Linked DNA regions of Mus musculus: region 1 is linked to region 2. The links are chromatin contacts, found by POLR2A ChIA-PET in ENCODE. All regions are on one chromosome and are shown on one strand. Each heading gives the region's core, a stretch centred on a gene start or an enhancer-like site at or near the end of the contact. The rest is flanking DNA. Distances are from core to core; before and after follow the strand shown.

Evidence for each region. ChIA-PET counts read pairs that join two places held with the same protein, here RNA polymerase II (POLR2A).
Region 1: POLR2A ChIA-PET joins it to region 2 with 11 read pairs in embryonic stem cell. The contact joins the promoter of Exoc3 here to the promoter of Brd9 in region 2. POLR2A ChIA-PET finds 5 or more read pairs at or near these places in 2 of 5 experiments (Patski and embryonic stem cell).

The regions. Positions count from the first base shown.
Region 1 is chr13:74,207,321-74,210,020 of GRCm38, forward strand. Exoc3 (exocyst complex component 3) reads right to left here and starts at 1,380. Exons shown (of 13, transcript NM_177333.4): 1 at 1,338-1,380.
Region 2 is chr13:73,936,501-73,939,200 of GRCm38, forward strand. Brd9 (bromodomain containing 9) reads left to right here and starts at 1,328. Exons shown (of 16, transcript NM_001378947.1): 1 at 1,328-1,445; 2 at 1,934-2,148; 3 at 2,365-2,497. The coding sequence starts at 1,394. Trip13 (thyroid hormone receptor interactor 13) reads right to left here and starts at 1,267. Exons shown (of 13, transcript NM_027182.2): 1 at 990-1,267. The coding sequence starts at 1,081.

The DNA.
Region 1 (2,700 bases), core at 130-2,629, 270 kb after region 2:
CAGGCGTAAGACAGTCACACAGAGAGTATTTATACAGGGACTTAAGACTATGTCAAAGGCAGCTCTAACACAATTCTTAGCCCTATAAAAGATCAGCTTTTCATTTCTGGAGCTCACCCTAGTGCTGCCCAAGTCCATGGGGTAGTTAGTCACTGGAAGGCAACAACTATTACCTACACTTCAGCAGCAGCCCAGTGGGCAAACACGAGTCTTATACTCCCTTACCATTGCTCTGGGTGGCCAAGATACCACTTCTTACTTTTGAACACTTCTAAAAACAAAGATAAGACAGCAAAAGGTAATTTATTGTCCTTACTTGAGTAGCTTGTTTCCCCTAAGCACAAATGTACCCGGTCAATCACCCTTTAGTCTAATATCTAATACTATCCAAGTCATGGACCTACAATGGCTATTTGCTGACTATCCAGCAAATGAGGGAATTAATAACACTGTTTCCTTTAATTTCAGCTACTCAACAGCCACAGATGTGATAAAGACCTACCTTCTGGAATCTTTCACTCTATTCCCAAGTAGTCTCAGAAAACCACTAAAATCCATTGTACATTTCCAGTTATGTAGCTTCTCCCTGTGTATTTCTCTCTTTGCATTTTCATTCAAGTGGAACAGCATTGCAAACACCATCTTCATCTTCTGACTATAAAATTACTCGTACCCAGACAGGAAATCTGAGCAGGCCACAGAAAGAGGATTCCACAACCACTTCTAACAGGACTGATTCACTGCGGGCTTTTTTTTTTTTCTTTTGCTTTAGTTTGACATGTTATCTTCAGCATTCCCAAAACATTAAAACTTGTATAATTCTATTTACAGGACTAGGTATTAAACATAATACCAAACCATCCCTCTGGCATGGAGTCCCCCACTCCAGCTGACAGGTGAAAGGCACTCCTGTGGCAGTGTTACAAGCCAGATGCAAAAGGAAAGCTGACCCAAAACCAAAAAAGCTTTGCAAGAAAGAGTCCACTCATAAACCTGAACACAGAGAATCAAAAACTAAAAAAACTGTACTGGATCGCCACCAAATCTGCTTCCAATGGCAGCTTGAGGACTGTCAGATTTCCGGCCTCTGGGGCAAAAGGGAACTCTGAGGGTAGAAGCAGCCCCGACCAAGGAGATGGGAGGGACGCACACCGAGGACAAACCCAAACCCGCCCAGGGACCCGCACTAGAGGGTGTCGCATCCCGCCAGAAACGTCGGCCGATGCTGTCCCTCGCCAAGGACAAACCCACTAAGGGGTACACTGTGCCACAGTCGAGGGCCCAGCGCCCCGCCCACCGCACAGGCACCCAAGGCTGTCAGAGCAGAGCTTCCTCACCGTCCGCAACGCCGCTGCCACCTCCCGGAGCCGGACCGGAAGTGTGCAACGCGGTCACTTCCGTTTCCGGCGTCTGGGCGGAAGGATGGGCTCTGGGTAACCTTGAAGGCGCTGTACGGGCGATCTTTCTGTAGACTCTTAGGAAACTTGTGCTTCTGGTGACACAGACTCAGGATCAGGGATTACAGATTCAGGCCTGGCTCCGCCGTCTGACGTTTGGCGCTCTCCCGACCCTCTTATTTTAAGTAGCACCTATTGTACCCACCCTTTCTCTCCGGATTAACCACTTAGGTTTGCCCTTGCTCAGTTCCTCCCCTTAGCTACCTTAGTCTCTCCACACCTCTCCATATCTTTACTGTGTCTTGTATTCAAGATTCCACTACTTATATTTCGTATATTTGTTTCTTCTTGCTGTCCTCGCCCTCATCCCCCAGAGGTTTCTGACAGCAAGTAGATTTCAAGTATTCAGGACAGTGCCACAGAGAGTGGGCTGCCTGCTGATAGCTGCTCGCGTAGCACGTAGAAGCGGCGAAGAAAACAAAACCACGAGCAAAACAGCAGCTGGTGGAATTACTCCAGCTGAAGGAAGCAGTGAAGCATCGAGTCGCCCCGGTACCTAGAACAGCCAGAAACTTTGTTCTACCTCTGCAGATACAGAGATTTCCCCACACTGTTACGAACTTTTAGTAAATTTTGGCGGGGTTTAGGTTCTTCCACTCACCCATCAGGTATGACAACCCTACCCTGACAGGTTTGGTTGTGTTTTTTTTTTTTCACCTTTTCTGCATACATTTGTTGAGTTGTGTGCCTATCCATAACATCACTACAAAGTCTGGCTCTCCCAAGCCAATGGATGATGGGGTAAATCTTCAGTAAATGAAAGAACAGTATAGGTAACCTGTCATAACCACAATGCAAATTATATGATGAAGTCAGTCTTTTAAAGATGCAGACCCTCCCTTAGTGTAGGGGTTGCAACTGGGAAAGTGCCCTGACCCCTTAGTTTATGACAAAACAGGAGAAATTTCAGCTTCATGAATGTTTAACTGCAAAGTGGGGAGGCACAGCTACCAAGACAAAGCTGCGGTTTTCCTTAGTTACCTTATATCCAACCCTAATCTCCTGCTGCCCACTATATAGTGGAGTGTTTAGTCATGGTGCTCCCTAACGAATTCAGTTAACTAGCCTAGTTAGATGTGAACTGCTTCAGTAGATGACTCAGCTTGTTTCCTTTCAATTAAATAAATAAAATAAGAATCTCAGCTTTTGTTTTTGGTAAGCCACAGAGTGACAAAGCTCAGGATACTTTTGAGTGTACAAGTAAGTTCATAGGTAGGCCTAGGAATGACCAGAGCCAAAGTAG
Region 2 (2,700 bases), core at 78-2,577:
AAACAAAAACGACAAAAACAAACAAAAAAACAAAAAAAACCCCACTAAAGTATAGCTAGGTCTGGCTGTAATTTCAGCATGCAAGCTGAGACAGAAGAACTTGTTTCAAACACAGACACTCAGACACACACACACACACACACACACACACACACACACACACACAGACACACACCTTCCCTCCCTCAGACCTCAGACATATACAAGAAAGTCATTAGTCAAGATGGGGCTTGGCAGTGTACTGTCTTAGGATCAACTGTAGGGTCCCAGGCCTGCAGTCATACCATCAGCCACCCTCAGGCTAATTAGAAAAAGGAGGTGCCACTAGTTCTTCACACACTACTATGAAAATTAATAAAAATTCAGTGTTTGAGACAAGCCTGAAACATTATGAGCATTCAATCCATGTTAGCAGCCCTTTTAAGGAAAACCTGAAAATGCATAGCTGTAGGGTCTAACCTGGAGTACGTACATAATCTTTGTAACAGGAAATTTGCCACTGGATTCTGGCTTTGCAAATTAAATACTTGCTCTACTGACACTGCACTTCCTTGCACCCCTAATTGACTGGAGATCACTTCTGTCGCTTAGCAGGTCCTATTACATGGAGCTCATCGTTAGGCTGTGCTCCATAGGCCAGTCAGTTGAGAGCTGTGGGGTCCTGCCAGATAGTCTGGGATGGTGGTAGGGTCTGGATGGGATATGCGGCAATGTGAGAGGTGAAACTCAAGAGTAATGTGTGGTGGGATGGAGGGCAAAGTCGGATCATGCTGTTAGGGTCAACTGAAGTGGGGTGGAGGTGTGCTGGGTCATACTAGGTGGGTTCATGTCAGGCTGTTCAGGTCGTGCGAAGTGGGGCCGTACTGAGGGGTGGGACGCTGTGGGGTGGAATCCTAAGAGTTGGGGTAAGGTCGTGCCACTCGGAGTCACGCGTGGTGGGGTCGGATCAGGTCGCGCCCCGCGTGGTCGGACTCCGTATATACGCTCACCTTCCGCTGCGCTGCAGAACCTCCACATGGACCGCGGGCGATTCGGCAACACAGGGAAGCGCTTGCTTCAGGTCGCCCACCGCCTCGTCCATGGCGCCGCCGCCGGGAGCCGAGGGAATGCCGCCGGAGTGAGGCCGCGGTCGCCTCCCTGCGCCCTGTGCGACAGCCTTCTCCGATGTAGGAGGATCCACCTTGGCTAAGGGCCGGCCAAATCCACTTCCGCCGCCCGAGCCGCTCGGCGCTTTGCAACCCGCCCCGCCCCACCGAGCTTCGAATCTGCCGCGCGCTGCGCACCGCCCCACCCTGACCCGGAAGCACTTGGCGGTGGCGAAGGCGCTACTTCCGACTGGCGCAGGTCGAGCTACCGGCAGCCGCTTCTCACCGGATCCCGTGCTATCTCAGCCATGGGCAAAAAGCACAAGAAGCACAAGGCGGAATGGCGCTCGTCCTACGAAGGTGCGGATCCCACGGGCGGGGTCTAGGTTGCCGATACGGGCAGGGGAAGGCGTTCCAGGGGAAGGGCGTGGTCTGTGCTGGGCGGGGTCCCGTGAGAAGGAGGAGCTTAGAGCCAGGTAGTGGACAATCGTAGGAGGGGCGGGGTTAGAGCTGAAAAAGGGAATCTGCTGCGAAGAGGCTATAGGCTTCTTTTTTGGGTCCTGTAGCCACTATGTACCTCCTCTCTGACACCAGGAAGACCCGCAGCAAAAAGAGGGCTTCCGTGAAGGAATTGGGGTCCTGGGTCTCAGGTCGGGTTGTTGTACCCTCGGAATATCCTCAGTGGTGATTTTGTGGTTTGAAAGAGAGGATTGAACACCAATCTGTCAGTTTGAGATTACATAGTCTGTGGTTTTGACAACTCCTTGCTGTCTAGATTCACACCCACAGGGGTGCAGTATTTCTACTCAGTATTTTGCAAGCTTGACCTACGTACGGTCTGTGTGCAGATTATACAGACACGCCACTGGAGAAGCCTCTGAAGCTGGTGCTCAAGGTGGGAGGAAGTGAAGTGACAGAGCTCTCAGGATCTGGCCACGACTCCAGCTACTACGACGATCGCTCAGACCACGAACGGGAGAGACACAGAGAAAAGAAGAAAAAGAAGAAGAAAAAGTCAGAGAAGGAGAAGCACCTCGATGAGGAGGAGAGGAGGAAGCGGAAGGTAAAGGTTCAATGGCCTAAGATGGGTCCCTAATCACGCCTGGCTATACCGTTGCTGCAGTTCTGGGCTTCCAGGGCATCTTCAGGTGATGCCTGTCAGGTGTCAGGAGTGGCTCTTCTTCCCAGTCTGGGGAATGCGCAGACGTGTGCGGAGCCTGCATTACCAGTCTAAAAGGGTTCTGGCTGTTCTGTGCCCTCTATTCTTCCATACTTACAGGAAGAGAAGAAACGGAAACGGGAGAAGGAACACTGCGACTCAGAGGGGGAGGCTGATGCTTTCGACCCTGGAAAGAAGGTGGAGGTGGAGCCACCCCCAGACCGACCAGTGAGAGCCTGCCGAACACAGCCAGGCAAGACCCTGTCCCCAAACATGAGTTTCCTACCTTGTCTATAGCGTGGTTATCTAGTTGTTGGGGACATTTCACAAGCTAAAAATGAGTAAATTCTCTTGAAGACTGGTAAAACAGACACATGGATGCCAGAGACCAACCATATGTGTCCTACAAAACCTACTATATTTTTATTTGGTTGGTTAGTTGTTTTGTTTTGTTTG